Linked DNA regions of Homo sapiens: regions 1 and 3 are each linked to region 2. A link is an interaction called in ENCODE POLR2A ChIA-PET data of the cell type or tissue named here. Cell type or tissue: Panc1. All regions are shown on one strand. Links, peaks and the distances in the headings refer to the core of each region. The heading gives the core; the rest is flanking DNA. Region 1 overlaps TBC1D14 (TBC1 domain family member 14). Region 2 has its middle 14 kb from the start of LINC02482. Region 3 has its middle 8.4 kb from the start of WFS1.

Region 1 (7,194 bases), core at 1-4,000, 280 kb before region 2:
CATCCATTTTTATCTGTTTAAAATTCAAAGTCTGCAAGGAAATAAAAAAAGAAGGAAAAATCAGGGGTAGGTGTTAAAAAGGACAAAAATAGAACGACGCCGAAGTTTTCCTGCGCATTTTTAAACAAAGAGAAGCTTTAAGAAACGTATCTAAGCTAAAAAGATCTATCACACACACAAAAAAACCCAAACCCCCGGCAGAACGCGCCGGCTTCACAGACACCGCAGATGGGTGCCGTGCCCGCGATCGGAAACCCAAACGGCTGTGACCCCATATGGGAGACCGAATTGTTGGGGAGGTCTGCTCTCAAGACCCAGAACAATCATAGAATTTAAAAGAAACATATTTAGATTTAAAAGTTAAGTGTGCCAGATCCCTTTATTACTTTTTTTAGATTCACATTCACTCAAGGTTATCTGCTGACCACCTGCACCGGCTCGGAAAACCACAGGAGGACGGTGTGGCCCCAGCTCTCCAGAAGCTCAAGGTTCCAGGAGGGGGCGGGGAGTGGGCTAGTGTGGTCTCAAAGAAGTCCAGGGACTGTGGGGTCCACATTAGAGGTCTGGGAGAGGTTGGGGTGATCAAAGAAGGCTTCCTAGAGGAGGTGTCACTTAAGCTGAATCCTAAGGGACAAACAAGAATTTGCCCGGGAGAGGCAGCAGAACAGGCAAGGTGCAGAGGCAGGGCGTCACTGGCTCTGAGCACTGGCACCACTGGTGGCCAGAGATGCAGGCAGCAGCCAGATCCTGCACGCCCCGTAGGCCACACCAACTGGTCTGGACTTCATCCTCCAGGTGGTGGGAACTATCACTTGGGCAAGAGAATGAGAGGGGTATTCAACTAATCGGTTTCAGGCATTTAATTCTCAAGAAGAAGGGAGAGGGGCAGAGGGAGGAAGGAAAAGACATCACAGCCGAGGCTCCCAGTTATTCACCAAACCCATTTCCTCGTTGTCCTGGGCGCAGTCCTCTTTCCTGGCTTCCCTCACAGGTAGGGGCAGCATTCCAGCCAATTAACTCTGAGTGGAGTTGTGTGTGCCGCTTCAGGCACGGCTGGCTCTCAGAACTCCCACACTGGTCCCTACACACGCTCTCCCCTGCTTTGGTGTAATACCGAACAACCCAGCAAGCTTCTGCTGAAAACGATGGGGCCACAGGACGGAAGGAACCTAGGGGAGCATGGCCTGGAAATCAACCTCCGTTGTGTTTGAAGCTTTATGTATATTTCAAGTTTGTTACAGCAGCGAACATTCATCCACCTAACTAGATATTAATGTATTTGTCCCAGGAATTTTGCCTGCCACTCAATTTCTTCTGCTTTAAAAATAACTGCTCTCAAACGAACCTCTAAAAGGGATAAAATCTATCCCAGGCAAAAAACTTACAGTGAATGAACAGCCAGGTATTAGGGTAAGGGTGACCCAGGAGATATGGTTCCTCATCCCACCCACTGGCCCCTCACCTTCCTTCTTCCTCGTGCCTGGTTCTGCAGGATGTGGGGGCGGGGAAGGCAGAGCCCACTCCTTTTGACCCGCCTTCCCCGCCTCACTCCTCCCACCACAGAAAATGTGTTTAACACCCAGATCTGAAACCTAAAAGGAGGTCAGAGCTTAAAGCTAACCTCTAACTTTCAAACGCCTATAAACATGTACCTGTAACACTTGGTACCCAGAGCCTGGGTTGTAAAAGCCTCTTGCTAGAGGCAAGGGGGAATGAACAGGAAAACTGGACTGAAACTGGACTGCTGTGGGGCCCAAAAGGGCTATTCTGCAACTCTAGATGACTCACCATTCTTCCATATACAGAATCTTACAGGATTCTTGAGATAAACCACAGCTATTCACAACAAAGAATCAGCAAAACTGGAGTTGAAACAGCTCGCAGTTACAAACCCAGCTCGCTCAACATAAACAGGAACTGATTTGATGTGGCAATCTAGTAAGATGTGTGCACATGAAAAATACAGAAGGCATGAAATAATTCAGTGTTACTTGTACTGAATATTCTAAAAATAAAAAAGATGTGTAAATATTTTAAATAATCTCCTATTTAAGATAGGAAATAGGAGGAAACCGTTTTAATTACTGCATTATTCTATGATATTTTCCACTAACATCTGAAAAGCAGAACAGATTCTATCCCTATCTGGGCAAAGGGAAGTTAATTTATGAGTAGCAAGTGGCTGATGGCTGAAGAACTGCTTTGCAGGAATGGGCTTGCCCATGGGTTTCTCAAAGCCCGTGTATTCCTGTGGTCCCACACCAGTTCTCCTGCATTTCATACTGAATCGCCACCTCCCAGGCTGAACCTAACCTCACCTAGGGCAGAAGGAAGGTGGGCTGGCAAAGGACCTAAACACACACCTGGAGCCTCCAGGAAGATGGGCGTACTGTTTCCTGAGGCTGCCTGCAAGCCTGAGGAAGTTCCATGAACACAGGAGGTCTGACGTATCTGGAGCAAATTCATTCTCCTTTTACCCCATCCCACAAAACAACCTTGCCCTCTGTGCATTTTCTAAGGACATCAACACCTTCCAGAAACCAGGGCAGAAACACTGCCTTGTCTGTGGGACAAGTCACAGGAACAGATGTGCAAGCTGAGGAAGGTCTTTTTTGGTTCAGTTCACGCCATTCCTGAATGTTACTGACACTCCACAGCTTCACAGCAAGTGTCTGCCTTCCCCACAGGAAGACGATGTCAGGAGCAACATAAAGTGGTAAGAACTTAAAGAGCTGCTTTTGGCCGGGCGCAGTGGCTCATGCCAGGAATCCCAGCACTTTGGGTGGCCAAGACGGCAAATCACCTGAGCTCCGGAGTTTGAGACCAGCCTGGCTAACATGGTGAAACCCTGTCTTTACTAAAAATACAAAAATTAGCCAGGCGTGGTGGCGGACGCCTGTAGTCCCAGCTACCCGGGAGGCTGAGGCAGGAGAATCGCGAGAACCTGGGAGGCAGAGGTTGCAGTGAGCCAAGATCATGCCATTGCACTCCAGCCTGGGCCACAGAGTGAGACCGCATCTCAAAAAAAAAAAAAAAAAAAAAAAGCTGCTTTCCTCAGATACAGGCAAGTTTCCCAGCCCACCAACAGAAGGAAATGGACCATCAAACCCAGGTGGGATTCAGAACAAACATCTCGAGCACTGGTTGATCACGGAACAGCCAACCTGCTTTCATCAAGTCATTAATAGCCAAGATAAATCGCTCGTGTTTACCCTCAAGAACTGATTCAATCCTTTTTCTCCATTTTCCCTTTCCTGCAGTGCCTCCCTTAGGCAAGTCCTCATTACCATTCATTTGTTCATTCATTCGTTCATTCATGCCATAAGCCGGGACGCGGTGATCCCTAACACCTCCTAGTAAGTGCTGCATGGACTGCTGTAACAGGCACTTCCCAAGCACAGCCTCCTGGCTGCCAGCTCGGAGACAGGTAAGACACAAGAACATAGAGCACTGTGTCCAGCCGCCCAGCCGGCCAGGCAGAGCAGACTTTCAGATCTTTGGCTCTATGACTGCACTCTCTCAATCTCCACCAGGTTCTTTGTCCCCTCACTGGAAGGCACAACAGGCACCTTCAGAATACATCTCTGAGGGGTGTAGGCTCCTCCCCCACCCCCGTCATCTCCCATATTTAAATGTGCACTAGAGGTCACAGGGAGGGTCAAACACACCCTCAGGCAAGAACCTCAACCCCAGCAAGGCTGACTCCAGGCAGGGCCCTCCCCGCTATACCTATCTGACCAGCACCCCCACCTGCCACCTGGCCTGGGTTTCCTTCCCCTTCCCCGGAGCCCTGAGGGCGGTTCTTTCTGTAGACCTCTCTGGGCTACACACATTCCATTATGGATTTGCTCGTTTCACACCCACTGTGTGCTGCTGTTACACATCAAGAACAACAAAGGTTCAAGTCACAGATTGTCCCACAGACCAGGGCTGAACAACAGAACTTCCTGCATGGTGGAAATGTACTAATCTGAGCCGCCCAACGGGGTGGCCACAAGCCACATGTGGCTACTGAGCGCCTGACTGGCCAGAGTGACTAAGAAACTGAATTTTCCATTTCGGGTAATTTTAACTCAATTTAAATAGCTACATGGGGCTAGTGGCTAACACACTGGACGGCAGTTTGATATTCTAGTAACTAAAGCACCAGCTGCGCCCCAATATACGACTCCAGGCAGCCAAAAGGGATGACTCTGCTGAGCATGCGTGAGGTGCCGCGGGAGCCAGGGGCACAGGCCGCTGGTGCCCATTTCTCAAGGAGCCTGGTGTAGGTCGTGACGCCTGAAAAGCAAGGCCAGTCCCCGCCGGCCTCAGGGCCTTCGTCTCCACTGTGTCCTTCGGAAGAACACGCTTCACCCGCACACCACTCACATCTTTGCTCAAATGCTGCTTTCCCACCAAAGCCCTCCCTGACCCCCCTGTGTAAAGTGGAGCCTCTCCCAGCTTTCCCATGCCACCTCCACACCACCACCCCACCCCCACCCCTCTCCTCAGGAACTCTGCCACAGGACTCACAGCCTGGCACTGAGCATCCCTTATCAGTCTCTGCAGTGTGGTCTCAGTCGACTATCTTGCCGTTGGGTGCTTTGATTTGGGAGAAGTGGGTGTGTTGACCGTTACATCCCCAAGACTGACGCAGGTATGCTGACCACTACATCCCCAGGACCGGGTCCTCGGGCAGATAATCTCTAAGAAAAGGGATGACGTCTGAATTCAACCATCTGGCAAGCACTTGCTGAGTTCTAATGAGCACCAGCGTACAATAAGTGAGAGGCAGTCCCTCGAGGGGTGCGCATGCTTCTGGGGGGGACCTGGTCGGGTGGCATTGCGCATGAGAGGTGCCCCAGCCACAGAGCTGGGAGTCGACACACAGCAAAGGGGGCCATTCTTCCTGGGGGGGGCTCCTGTGGATTCTTCTCATTTATGCAGCAGGAAGAGGCAGGCAGGAAAACCATTCCAGGAGGGGTCTCCAGGCCTGCAGGAGGACAGCAGGGACTACTGCTGATTCCAGAAGGTTCTTCCTGCTGGAAGATGCCGAGACCGCCTGACGCAACTCTGCATTTCACACGTGGGAAAGCTGTGTCTGCAAAGCGACTTGCCCCAGATGCAGAGGGAGTGGGTGGCAGAGCCAGGATGCCGTCCACTGCTGATGAGGAAGAGGCCACCGGCTGAGCCGGAGAGGGTTTCACTAGCATCTCTTCCCCATGGTGTCCACGGTGCTTTCCCATGCAGCACTCAGGCCAGCCCACAGAGCCTGGGGGATGGCGCCGCTGCTGCACTACTGCACAACCAGATCTCCACTCCTGCAGCCGGGACGGATACTCTTCAGAGTGCGGCTGCAGGGGAGGAACCCAATGACCTGAAACAATGGAACACTGGGCCCCTGGGAGGCCAGCCCGAGCCACAGCCCCTGCACAGCTGTGGTGACAGACATGCTCACCCCGGCATCTCTCCTGTGCCCCCTGGGTGAATGCGGGATCCACGAGGCACACAGAAGGCCCGCGAGGCAAGGCTGGTCCTCTCATGGAGGCTGGAGAGGGCTTCCTGGCAGTGGCTAAACATCTGCAGAAATGATCTAGGGATGTGGATCCTCAGAGAAGCAGTGAGAAGGCGTCCCTGAATGAGCGAGCCCCACCTCTCTGCAGACCTGGTCCTGGGGAGGGGGAGCTGCCAGGCTGGTGCCTGGTGGGAAGGCCAAGGGGACACCTGCTGTGGGCAGCCAGCTGGGAGTGAGGCTGGGATCCCCTGGAGAGGGCCAAGGACTGAAGAAGAGGAAGTGGCGCCTCACGCTCGTGTGACCACGATCCCTGTTCCTCCCAGATGTTTCCTCTTGGCATTGACTTCCCCCCTTGCTATCCTGGCCTGGCCCTCTCCAGAGGAGCATGTGAGGTTATGTCCACCCAAGGGCAGGGTGGCCGAGCATGGCACCACTGTCTCATGCAGCTCCTAGCACTGGGGCCACCAGGCAGCCCCCAGAAGAGGGATCTGCACAGCCAACAGTCAGGGCTGATCCCCACGGTCCTCCCCCAGACAAGCTCTCCCTGAGGATGGGGTGCTGTTCACAAATGGGGAGGCTCTTACACCATGGGAAGAAGCTGTGTCTCGGCAAGGCCAGCCCAGCAAAGTAGCGCCCACCACCACAACGCCCGGGACGGCACTGCTGCCTCCCTCTCCCCACCCAGCACCCGGGAGGAGTGGAATGAAGACCTCCACTTCCTTTCTCCAACACTCCTGGACCAGGCTCACCAGATGCGGCTCAATCAGCAATGCAACGGCCCCGGGGGGAGCCTACGTCAGACGTGGTGGAAACTGACCCTGCAGGTTCCACTCCCAGCCGGCTGTGTGACTGGAGCCTCCCCGCCCACACGGTGACGACCCCCCACTACCCTCCAGGCTTCAGGGTCTCCATCCTGCTTCTCTAATCCACCCTCCTTCCACCGCCCGGAGAATCCATGCCCCAATGTAATCACCCTCACACGTCCCTGAGCCCTGCCTCTCTCTCCCTTCCCTGTACACACTTAGCTCAAAGACAAGCCTGCCCTGCACGTGTACCTGTGCAAAAAACATGGCTGGAGAAAGACGCGCAGCACGCTGACTGGTCCCTGATCACCTGGCAGGGCCCTTGCTGCCCCCCAGCAACGCTTCCTTCCCTCTCTATCCATTCTCCCACACGCCTTGATGGCTTTCACACAGCTTCCAACCCAGCACACCATCCCCACTGCTACAACCCCAGGGTTTGTGCCCCCACCCAATTCACATGTTGAAATCCTAACCCTCAGGTTGACAGTATTAGGAAATGAAGCCTTTGGGAGGTGACTAGGTCATGAGGGTGGAGCCCTCCCCAGTGGGATTAGTGCCCTTATAAAAAAACATGTTCAACAGCTCACCAGACACTGAACGTGCTGGCACCTTGATCTTACGCCTCCCAACCTCCAGAACTGTGGGAAACAAATTTCTGTTGTTTACAAGCCACCTCGTCTACAATATTATGTTTAAAATTTTTAAAAAGGCCCAGCGTGGTGGCTCACGCCTGTAATCCCAACACTTTGGGAGGTTGTGGCGGGCAGATCACCTGAGGTCGGGAGTTCCAGACCAGCCTGACCAATACAGAGAAATCCCATCTCTACTAAAAATACAAAATTAGCCGGGCGCAGTGGCACATGCCTGTAATCCCAGCTACTAGGGAGGCTGAGG
Region 2 (8,000 bases), core at 2,408-6,407:
CAGGGAGCTGCGCAGGGCTTAGCTGGGTGCCTCTGGCTCAAGGTCTCTGGAGGTTGCAGTCAAGATGTTGGCTGGGCTACTGTAGTTTGAAAGCTCAACTGGGATGGTGAGGGGCGACCTTTTCGAAAATCAAGCCTGTGATTGTTGCCAGTCCTTGGTCCCAAACCGCACAGCCTTTACACTGGGTTGCTTCACAGCACGGTGTCTGCTATACCCGGGCTGAGCAATGCTGAGAGGGAGAGAGGGCGTACACGGTGGAAGCCAGGACATCCCACCGCTTCTGCAGAATTCTCCACTAGAAGCAAGTCAATAACTCTGGCCCACTCTCAAAACAGAGATTCTACAAAGACCTGAATGCCAGGTGGCAGGGATTGCTGAGGCCCATCTTAGAGGCTGCCTGTCACACCGTCTTCAGAACTCCCTAGAGAGTTGGCTGAAGCGTCTGCTGAACCTTCATCATAGCTAGACTTCTCCTTCGCCCCATCCTGGTTCTTTTCCTTCCCTCCCACAGGGGTGGATCCTAAGAGCACTCACTAATAACCTTCCTAACTAAATGACATTTCAGAGAATGCTTTGCTGCAACAGAAATCTACCCAGGGATCAGCCAACTGTGGCCCACTGACATAATATCAACTCATTTAATTTTCCTGATATCCCCATGAGGTAGCTACTCTTGAGTATACCCATTTTATAGAAGGGGTAAAGTGAGGTGAAGAGACTTGCGAAACATTACAAAGTGAGTCAGTCGGCAGTGGACCGGAGATTCAGCTGCAGTCTGGGCCACCTCATCCTTACTCCACCTTCCTCCTACATCTTACATGTCTACCAGCAGTACAGTGCCTTTTGTTACCCACCAAACATGTCACCACAGGACATATTTATATGTTTTCTGAAGGTTCCCTGCTCTAAAATGTAAGCTTCATCAGGGCGGTAACACTGTTCTATTTTAGAACAATAGCTGGCATATAAGATGCCCCTCAATAGAGTTACTGCCTGCATGTGTGACACCTGGCACGCTGTCTTTGAATTATTTTGTTGTCTTTACCACCAGGTCTCATGTCTGTATTCCTCCTCCAGGGTCTGGGCGCATCGTGTAGCCAGTGCTTTTGAACACAGGTACCTAGGGCCTGAAGTGTGCCAGTTTCTCTCTTACTCCAACCTCATTTCCATGCCTGGGGATTATCTGTTCTTCCAATTGCAGCTTCACTGAATGCATTATAACCCGCAGTTTACTGCATTTGAGGACAATGAGACAGACACTGTGATCTTCAGAAACATGTTTTATTTTCTTTTTCCTGGTGAAGTTTAAGGGCTTTGGTTCATTTGGATAAAAATAGGTTTTTAGGTTTTACATTTTTACAAGCAACAACCATTATTACATGTGGGTGTGCTGTTTTTGTTTTGTTGTTTTGTTTTCTGAGACAAGGTCTTGCTCTGTCACCCACAGGCTGGAGTGCAGTGACATGATCTCAGCTCATTGCAGCCTCAACCTCCCAGGCACAAGCGATCCTCCTGCCTCAGCCTCCTGAGTAGCTGGGATACAGGTGAGTGCCACCATGCCTGGCTAATTTTTTTTTTTTTTTTTGTAGAGTGGGGGGTCTCACCATGTTTCTCCAGCTGGTCTCAAACTCCTAGACTCAAGGAATTCTCCCACCTTGGTCTCCCAAAGTGCTGGGATTACAGGCATGAGCCACCACACCCAGCCACATATGGTATTTTAACCTCAAATCCCTGTGGGGTCTATTCAAATGGGCCTAACCAGGTAGGTTATGACCCCGTGAAGGAAGACCAAAGCGCCAGCACCACGATTGCTTCCCAGAGATCTTCAAGGCCCTTTTCAGACTTCTCTTCTTCTACGCCCCACAGGGCCTGAAATGCACTAGGGAGATCCTTCAAGGAAGCTGACCCTAAGTCAAACCACAGACAAAACACAAGAAAGCACTCCATCATATGTAGGTTTCAAGTCAAATTAGACGTAGCTAGTTGTCCAAACTGACCTGCGAAGTCACACAATGTGCACCAAATGACATGATTTAACTTAAGAGGAAAAATCTCATCTGTTCTCACAGAGAAAGTTCTAAACTGCATACAAAACTGTCTTCCACCTCATTTCCCAGGGGCATCTTCCAATGGAACAGGTGGAGCTCCTTCAACAACTCTGTGGTTTGAGGACTGACACAAGTTTCCTGCTTGTCCCAAAGTGTCCAACAGTGATTAGGTCCCATGTGACATAGCAAAATGCACAGAAGCAGGAAAAGTTAAAACTATTGAGAAATTCCAAAAACAAAAAATAAGACCAACCATCTCATCAATAGACAATCGTGATGAAAATTTCTTCTTCTTCGGCTGGGCGTGGTGGCTCACACCTGTAGTCCCAGCACTTTGGGAGGCCGAGGTGGGTGGATCATGAGGTCAAGAGATCAAGACCATGCTGGCTAACATGGTGAAAACCCATCTCTACTAAAAAGGCAAAAATTAGCTGGGCGTGATGGTGCATGCCTGTGGTCCCACCTACTCGGGAGACTGAGGCAGGAGAATCGCTTGAACCCAGGAGGAGGAGGTTGCAATGAGCAGAGATTGCGCCACTGCACTCCAGCCTAGCAACAGGGTGAGACTCCGTCTCAAAAAAAAAAAAAATTCTTTCTCCTCCTCCTCCTCCTTCTTCTTCTATCTCCTCCTCCTCCTTCTCCTCCTCCTCCTTCTCTTCCTTCTCCTCCTTCTCCTTCTCTTCCTTCTCCTTCTCCTCCTCCTTCTTTCTCCTCCTCCTTCTCCTCCTCCTCATCCTTCTCCTCCTTCTTCTTCTTTCTCCTCCTCCTCCTCTGCCTACTCCTCCTCCGCCTCCTCCTTCTCCTCCTCCTCCTCTGCCTCCTCCTCTGCTTACTCCTCCTCCGCCTCCTCCTTCTCCTCCTCCTCCTCCTCTGCCTACTCCTCCTTCTCCTCCTCCTTCTCCTCTTTCTTCTTTCTCCTCCTCCTCCTCCACCTCCTCTGCCTCCTCCTTCTCCTCCTCCTCCTTCTTCTTCTTTCTCCTCCTCCTCCTCCGCCTCCTCCTTCTTCTTTTCTCCCTTGGCTCCTTGAAACTCAAACATGTAAGGAGATAACCTCCTTCTTCCTCCCAGTCCCAGTGGGAGGATGAGGACCTATCTTCAGTGGAAGCTTTGCTCCAACACACCACTTCTCCCATTTAAGAAAGGAGAACTTTGTTTCTCCTCTGGATAAGCACTAACTAGCAAACCCAGATGGCCTAGAGAGGTGGATCAAACCTGTTTTTTCACCCTTCAGTGCTTTTCCCCTAGCACACTCCAACCTTGAAAAAGTCTCCTGCCTTTTGCTTTGGCAAAGCTCAGTTTAGTTCACGCTGGACTCTCTTCCCTGTTGCAAGTCATTACTGAATAAAATCTGTCCTTACCATTTTGACTAGTCTCCTGGCTTTCCTTATCTTTGACACTCTGAGTCAGAATTCACTGTCCTGGGGTGAAAACTGCAATTCTGCCAGCAGAATGCCACCTCTGGCAGAAAAGGGCAAGCAAAACACTCCAAATTCCCAGCAAAATTTAGAAATGTTCAGTAATGGCCTTACGTTTCACACATTTTTTTTTTTTTTTTGAGATAGAGTCTCACTCTGTCACCTAGGCCAGAGTGCACAGGTACGATCTCAGCTCACTGCAACCTCCGTCTCCCGGGTTCAAGCGATTCTCCTGCCTCAGCCTCCTAAGTAGTTGGGATTACAGGCGCCCGCCACCGCACCCAGCTAATTTTTATATTTTTAGTAGAGATGGGGTTTCGCCATGTTGGCCAAGCTGGTCTTGAACTCCTCGCCTCAGATGATCCACCAGCCTCAGCCTTCCAAAGTGTTGGGATTACAGGCATGAGCCACCCCGCCCGGCCTGTATTTTGTTTTTTTTTTAAATTACAGACGGTGACTCAATCTGCCCAGGCTGGAGTGCGGTGACCTGAACACAGCTCACTGAAGCCTTGACTTCCCGGGTTCAAGCAATTCTCCTGCCTCAGCCTCCCAAGGAGCTGGGACCACAGGTGTGTGCCACCACATCTGGCTAATTGTTTTTTATTTTTGGTAGAGAGAGGTCTCACTATGTTGTCAAGGCTGATGTCGAACTCCTGAGCTCAAGTGATCCTCCTGCCTCAGCCTCCCAAAGTGCTGGGATTACAGGCATGAGACACAGCGCCCGACTCACACACTTTTAAATTTTGTTCTCCGCCTGATATTTAGCTTTACGGCATAGAAGAAATGGTTTAACCCCCTTAGCGACATGGCAGCTCTATGCCCTTTATTGTTCTACTGCTAAAGGTCTTTGGGTTTCTGTTTCTCCTTTTTTTTTTCTTTTTAAGAAATGAAATTATTTTCTTTTACCTACGTAAAAAGAGTATACCTTGGCGGAGAGCGTGGCACGGCTCTACGCACCCCTCCCTGCCTGCCCAGCGCCTTCCACGCGGGAAACTCCCCGCCGGTCTCAGCTCCACCCCGCGCTGCCCCGCCGGCTCGGCAGCACTCGCAGCCGGCGATCCGCTGGTGCAGCTCCACGATCCGCCTGCCCATCCGCGCCGCCTCCGCGGCCTTCCTCTCCGCCTCGGCGCACAGCCTGGCCACCAGATCCTCCGCCTCCGCGCGCGGGCTGGGTGCTGGGGCCCGGGCGCCCTGCTCCTCCGCCTCCATCTCGCTCTTGATGGCGTCGAGCAGGCTCTGGATCTCCAGCAGCTCCCTGCGGGCCCGCTAGTGCGCCCGGGCACGCTCGCACTCCAGGGAGGCCAGGTCCTCGCCGCCCACGCGGGGCGCCGGGCCACCTGGGTCTTTGCGGGCTCTCGCCTGGTCCGTGTCCACGTCAGGCAGGAGAACAGGGTCTGGAGGTAGGGAACTTAAGGCAGATTCCTGCTGACTTCCTAAAGCTGAATCAAGGGAAAACACCAAGGTCTGGGGCAGAGAATCTGAGGCTGATTAACTCAAACTTCCCAAACCAAAAGGAAAAGCACCATCTCCCCATTGGGAGTAGTAAAGCATCAAAGGCTACTCTCCCTACAAGCCTCCTCCCAGATGGAAAGGGAGCGTGCCTTGGAGTGGCCAAGAGCCATGCAGGGACCGTCCCTTCATCCGCATAGGGCGCCAGTTCACCCCAGCCTTTAGCCACAAACCAAAACCTTCATCCACATAAGAGGTAGCTGGTAAGAACCTCAAATGAAGTACTTAAAGCCCAGAAAACTTTCTAACTGGCCCTTGAGCTGCTTGCTCGGGCCCGCTCCCACCCTGTGGGTGCTTTCTCGCTTTAAGAAATTGCTGCTTTCCCTGCTTCTGTTCCTGCGTTTCATTCCTTTGTTACTTTGTTTGTGCGTTTTGTTCAATGCTTTGTTCAAAAGGCCAAGGACCAGGACAACCCACTCAAGGCCCTCCTCACGGTAACGCAAGGCCACAGCGCCGCCGCCCCTTCCCGCCCCGGGCCAGCCGGGCACCCACCAGCCGTGCGCGGACACCTCGCTGTCACCCGCGACAAGTTCTTGAAGTTCCTTTTTAGTTTAGATAAAATTTTACTCTAAAACTTTCAGCCCTGAAACAGCGAAGGCCACACCCAAATGGCCTTCCCGCTGCCAGCCGCCGCGGGGCCTCCTCGAAGCTCCTTTCACGGCAGCTCCAGGTTGCCACGCGCCCACGGGGGTTTCGGGCGGGGTCCCGTATCGTGCAGGCGCCATGGCGCGCTCTCGTCCCCCTTCCCCCACGCGCCCTCGCCTGCGCGGGCTCTGGGGTGGAGTCTGAGAGGGATTCCAGGGTTGGGGTTTTAACACTCAGTTGCGAGTGATTTTTGCACCAGAAACGGAAGGTTGCACCGAATACCGTGACCCAGGGCCACGAAACCCACGGCTGCACCTCAAACCGTCCCCGCCTCGCCAGGGAACCGCTGGCTTGTCTCCGCCGGCCCGACACAGGCCAGGCGAGGTTTTTGGAAACAAAATTGTTACCAAACAGTGGCATTTCCCAGGACAGCTCTTTGAAGGTAGAATCTGTCCGCACGTCTCCGCCAGGGTTGGCTGCCCAGCAGGGGCTCGGTACATTTTGTTTACCCTAAAGAATGCTGTCTGGAGGGGGTAGAAGATATGTTAAGGCCGGGCACGGTGGCTCAGGCCTGTAATCCCAGCACTTTGGGACGCCGAGGTGGGCGGATCACCTGAAGTCCGGAGTTTGAGACTAGCCTGGCCAGCATGGTGAAACCCCGTCTCTACTAAACGTACACAAATTAGCTGGGGGTGGTGGCGCATGCCTGTAGTCCCAGCTACTCGGGAGGCTGAGGCAGGAGAATCGCTTGAACCCGGGAGGCGGAGGTTGCAGTGAGCTGAGATCCAGCCATTGCACTCCAGTCTGGGTGACTAGCCTGAGACTTTGTCTAAAAAAAAAAAAAAAAAGATACGTTTATATTCCTGGTCTGTGGCCCACAAACGGGCTAATGGTAAAGACTGGGGAGACCCTGCTTGCACAAGTGCCCCTGATTGGAAACTCAGTTCTCTAGGGGTGAAATGGAGCTGGTAGGCCCCTGTGACTGTGAGAGAAGTGAGAAAAAAAGGCATGACAGTGCATTGTACAGTTGCCAAAACACCAGGCAGAGGCAGGTGGCATCGCTACTATGACAGTCATTAGACTACACAGTGCATTCAGAGTCGTGTGGGAACTACATCCAATATTCGGACCCTGGCTTCACAACCTGCTGGCTGGGGGACTGAGGGCCAATCAGCCTGAGGGTAGCTCTCTTGGCCTGTGCCACCACCTGAACTTAGTGGAGTTGGGTACCATCACCTCTAGGGAGGTGTGGCAGGCAGAGTGACCCCCATAGAAGTCCACATCCTAATCCCTGGAACCTGTGATTGTGTTATAAATTATATGACATATTTTGTAATTACGAATATATCATATTACATGGCAAAATGGATTTTGCTCATGTAATTAAAGTTAAGGGTCTTAAGGAGAATGAATAGCCTGGATTATCCAGGTAGGCCCAGCCTAATCCTGAGTCCTTAAAGTGAAAAACGCTCCTAGGCTGGAGTCAGAGATAGAAAACGAAGGCAGAAGAGAGATTTGGCAGAAGAAATCCGTGCTATTCCAAGCAGGAGATGACTGGTCCTGCCTGTGCTGACTCTGAGATGTGGGGGGTTTGGACCCTAGCTTCACAGCTTTGTGGCTGGGGCGGGGCGGGGCGGGGGGTTGGACAATGAGGAGGATTTGACAAACCACTGCTGGTTTTGAGACACAGGTGGCCACATGAAAGGACAGGAGGGAGGCCTCCAGGAGCTAAATGTGGCCCCCAGCTGAAGCCCAGCCTGCAACCACAAGGAACTGGATTCTGCCAGCAACCTGAATGCACTTAGAAGCGGTTTCTCTCTGGAGCCTCCTGATAGGAGCCCAGCCAGCCAACACCTTGATTTTGGCCTTGTGAGACCTAGAGCAGAGAAACCTTCTAAGCCATTCGTGACTTCTGACCTTCAGGACTATGATGATAAATGTGTGTTATTTTGAGCTGTTAATTTGTGATAATTTGTTGTAGCAGCAGTTGAAAACTTGAAGCTTAGTCTGCAGAAAGTCTAAGGATGGATAAAAATGAATGAAGACCCTCAAAGCCGTGCCCCCACCTTATTATTCTCCTCTGGGTTCTCCTAACCCTAATTCTAACCCTATCTTCTTTTTTTTTTTTTATACTTTAAGTTCTAGGGTATGTGATCACAACTTGCAGGTTTGTTACATATGTATACACGTGCGATGTTGGTGTGCTGCACCCATTAACTCGTCATTTACATTAGGTATATCACCTAATGCTATCCCTCCCCTCTCCCCACCAACCCCACAATAGGCCCCAGTGTGTGATGTTCCCCTTCCTGTGTCCAAGTGTTCTCATTGTTCAATTCCCACCTATAAGTGAGAACATGCGGTGTTTGGTTTTTTGTCCTTGTGATAGTTTGTTGAGAATGATGGTTTCCAGTTTCATCCATGTCCCTACAAAGGACATGAA
Region 3 (4,000 bases), core at 1-4,000, 400 kb after region 2:
CAGCCCTCACCTTCGAAATGGGCCCAGCCTGCCCTGGATGCAGGGAGACCATGACAGCAGCCAGCATGGGGCCTGGGCACAGGTCTCAGGTCCCAGGGCTGTGTCACCAGGACTGGACACAGGACACGGCAGCAGCAGGGGCCTCATTTGCTAAGTACATCAATGTGCCCACACCGTGCAGCTGTCATTTCATGCTGAGTCTCTCTTACAAATGTCAGTCACTGGCAGGAAGGGGCAATCGTTCAACACCTGCTACCCGCTCCCTCACAGGTCTCACTGGGTGCCCTGGTGTGAGGTGGAAGGGTCTAAGGCACACAGCCCCGTACCTGCCCTGGAGGGGCTTGTTAGGTCCGGAAGCTGGAAACCCCAGCCACTGTTATTCTGGGGAGGGGCTAACCAGAGGAGAAGTGATGACAGCCTGCGGATTCCTGGCAGGGGGAGAAATTGCAGCAGGTGATGGTGGTCAGGGACGGCTCCCTGGAGGAGGTGCTGGCTTTATTCTGCCCCCTACTCCCCCCAGGTTTTTTTTTGAGATAGGGTCTCACTCCGTTGGAATGTAGTGGTGTGATCTTCCTAGGCTCAGGTGATCCTCCTACCTCAGCCTCCAAAGTAGCTGGGACTACAGGCACACACCACCACATCTAGCTACTTTTTGTATTTTCTGTAGAGAAGGGGTTTTGCCATGTTGCCCAAGCTGGTCTTGAACTCCTGAGCTCAAGTGATCCTCCCATCTCTCTCTGCCCCCCAAAAGTGCCAGGAGTACAGGTGTGAGCCCCCACACCCAGCCGCCCCCTACCCCTTTTTAATAGACCTTATTTCTAAGGGCAGTTTGGGATTCCCAGCAAAGCTGAGTGGAAAGTGCAGACAGTTCCCGTAGATCCCACACCTCCCCATGCAAAGCCTCCCCACACCTGTTCCAATGGATAACCTGCATTGACACATTGCTATCTCCTAGAGCGCAGCATTTACATCGGGGTCCACCCTGGGCATTGTGCATTCTGTGGGTTTGGAAAAATGTAGAATGACGTGGACCACCACTGCAGCATCATACAGAGCAGCGTCACTGTCCTAAGGCTCTTGACACTCCACTGCTTCATCCCTCCCTCCCGCTGCCTCCTGGCAACAACTGATCTTTTCCCAATCTCCATGGTTGTGCCCTGTCCGGAATGTCACAGAGTTGGAACGGTGCAGTGCGTAGACTTTTCAGCTTGGCTCCCTTCACTCCGTGATATGCGGCTCAGTTTCCTCCGTGGCTTTCCATGGCTTGATAACTCATTTCTCTTTATTGCTGAGTAATAGTCCATTGTCTGGATGGACCACAGCTTACGTATCCACTTATGTATCTACTCACCTCCCGAAGGACACGGTGATTGCTTCCAAGAGGCACTGACTTTAAATCAGGGAACTGAGCATGGGGAGGGGCTATGACACGCTTAGGCAATGTCGTTAGACCTGGAGCAACTCATTGGACCTCCCTGGGCGTCAACTCAGTAAATCCTTTGCCCCAAAGGGTTATTGGGAAGACCTGGGAGCTAACCTGCGTGGACGTGGAATTGGTGGACATCAGCTTCCTCCATAACCACACCACAGACCATTACCATCCCTTCCTGAATACTGATTACACCTGGTGGCCCATTAAATCCACCTGACAACCTGGGAGGTAGGATCGTCCTCAGGCTATAGACCAGGAACCAGAGGCTCTGAGAGGTTGAGTCCTGTGCCCATGGCCACTCTGGGTCACCTCTTTGGTCCGACGGCCTCCAATCTCTGCTGCAATGCCACCCCACACTTACCCATGTCTGAAACCCAGCAAGCTCCCTTCTGCGTTTCAGGTGGCTGTAAAGAAGATAACACACAGGTCACAAAAGATGTTTTCTTAGACAAACACCCCCGAGGTGTGGTTTGGGGTGGGGGGGCATTTGCAACATCTCCTCACTTCTTTTTTTTTTTCTTTCTTTCTTTCTTTTTTTTTGAGACAGAGTCTTGTTCTGTCACCCAGGCTAGAGTGCAGTGGCATGATCTCGGTTCACCACAACCTCAGCCTCCTGGGAACAAGCAATCCTCCCACTTCAGCATCCCAGCCACCCTGTAGCTGGGACTACAGGCACACTCCACCATTCCCAGCTAATTTTTTTTTTTTTTTGGTATTTTTTTGTAGAGATGAGGTCTTACATGTTGCCCAGGCTGGTCTTGAACTCCTGGGCTCAAGCAATCCAACTGCCTCAGCCACCCAAACTGCTGGGATTACAGGCAATAGCCACCACGCCTGGCCTCCTCCCTCACTTCTTTCAGCCCTGAGTCCCTCCTGTGATCGTTTCAAAACCCAGAGCTAGGCCAGGCACGGTGGCTCACGCCTGTAATCCCAGCACTTTGGGAGGCTGAGGCAGGCGGATCATGAGGTCAAGAGATCGAGACCATTCTGGCCAACATGGTGAAACCCCATCTTTACTAAAAATACAAAGATTAACTGGGAATGGTGGCATGCACCTTTAGTCTCAGCTACTCAGGAGGCTGAGGCAAGAGAATCATTTGAATCCAGGAGGTGGAGGTTGCAGTGAGCCAAGATCACGCCAATGCACACCAGCCTGGTGACAGAGCAAGACTCTGTCTCAAAAAAAAAAAAAAAAAAAAAAAAAACCACACAAAAAAAGCCAGAGCTGGTGGGAGAGGGAACTTCTTGTTCACTTTAGCAGGAAACAATAGAACAAAATTTTAGGCATCACGGCACTTAGGAAATGTCAAGAAGAGCCAAAAATTACCCAACTCAAAATCCTCCCCAAAACTTTCCGGACACCTGCTTGGCTTGGTAGCAGTGATCAGAATAGCACAGCTCCACGTTGCCATAGAGACGGGCAGAGAAAGTGGGGGGCAGGGTGGGGAGCACTTTTGATGTTTGTGGGAGCAATTTGAACAGTTTTAGCGAAGGAGATATTGTTTTTGACAATCTTTAGAAATATAAATTACCCAGAAGCTTGCCGTGATCACAGATCATTGTTTTCCTTAATTGTTCGATACAATGGAAGCTGCCAGACTCTGGTTGCAACTTGCTTTGTGAAATGCCAAAGAGCTTCTGGTAAGAGAAAGAGAAGAAACTTGGGTATAGGAATTCTCTTGGCACTTTCTCTAGGGCTGCTGTTCTGGTGGGATCCAAAATGCTACGTGAACTCGTTTCAAGTTTTTCCTGGGGAAAGTGTAGTCCTGGTGGCGATTCTTGATTCTACTTACCTTTGTCCTGCCCCAGTGCAGGGACTACAGGCTGGCACCTTGAGAGCTCATCTTCTTTTTCCCTGAGCAAAGAGGGACAGTCTGGCCTGACATCTGTGCAGAGAACCTGCCTGGAGAGACACTGGGGGCCCAAGACATGCTGAGCTTTGAGGGCAGCACGGGCAGGTATTTTCGGAATGAGGCTCAGGGTGGCAAGTGCAGAGCATGGACGGTGAGGTCCGGAGATGGACTGCGAGGGGCTGGGGAAAGGGTGACACTGGAGCTCAGTCTTAAAGAAAGAATAGCTATCAGGTGGGTTCTATCACTCCCCCTATTTTATGGTTCAGGAAACCATACTGCCTTGTCCGGGGTCAGGTGGTAGTTGATAGAGGCGAATTCATGCCCAGCCTGACCCACTCTTTTTTTTTTTTTTTTTTTTTGAGACAGAGTCGCCCAGGCTGGAGTGCAGTGGTGCAAGCTCGGCTTACTGCAAGTTCCACCTCCCGGGGTCACGCCATTCTCCTGCCTCAGCCTCCCGAGTAGCTGGGACTACAGGCGCCCGCCACCGCGCCTGGCTAACTTTTTGTATTTTTAGTAGAGAGGGGGTTTCACCGTGTTAGCCAGGATGGTCTTGATCTCCTGACCTTGTGATCCGCCCGCCTCGGCCTCCCAAAGTGCTGGGATTACAGGCGTGAGCCACCGCGCCCGGCCTCTTTTTTTTTTTTTTTTTTTTTTGAGATGGAGTCTTGCTCTATCTGCCAGGCTGGAGTGCAGCCGCGCGATCTTGGCTCACTGC

Evidence for each region. Peaks named below come from ENCODE experiments on the same cell type or tissue, not always from the same donor. Only the 100,000 strongest peaks of a DNase experiment are listed, where the experiment ranks them.
Region 1: POLR2A ChIA-PET joins it to region 2 with 6 read pairs; 3 of 35 experiments call an interaction of 5 or more read pairs at or near these places.
Region 3: POLR2A ChIA-PET joins it to region 2 with 5 read pairs; 3 of 35 experiments call an interaction of 5 or more read pairs at or near these places.

What each region holds. Positions count from the first base shown.
Region 1 is chr4:6,937,031-6,944,224 of GRCh38, reverse strand. The region is part of intron 2 of TBC1D14 (TBC1 domain family member 14); the gene reads right to left. Among named protein-coding and RNA genes, the nearest start is that of TBC1D14, 31 kb to the right of the region's middle. RefSeq lists enhancers at 1-481, 482-1,307, 1,852-1,921, 3,777-3,906, 3,470-4,047 and 1 more and a silencer at 5,339-5,388. In Panc1, for the core only: a CTCF peak has its summit at 376; a DNase peak (open chromatin) is centred at 1,744; H3K4me3 peaks cover 1,713 bases; H3K27ac peaks cover 2,765 bases.
Region 2 is chr4:6,655,484-6,663,483 of GRCh38, reverse strand. It overlaps the pseudogene LOC124900840. Among named protein-coding and RNA genes, the nearest start is that of LINC02482, 14 kb to the left of the region's middle. RefSeq lists a silencer at 4,541-4,700. In Panc1, for the core only: no CTCF peak of the experiment used is centred there; no DNase peak of the experiment used is centred there; H3K4me3 peaks cover 887 bases; H3K27ac peaks cover 885 bases.
Region 3 is chr4:6,259,433-6,263,432 of GRCh38, reverse strand. No RefSeq gene overlaps it. Among named protein-coding and RNA genes, the nearest start is that of WFS1, 8.4 kb to the left of the region's middle. RefSeq lists an enhancer at 1-567. In Panc1, for the core only: no CTCF peak of the experiment used is centred there; no DNase peak of the experiment used is centred there.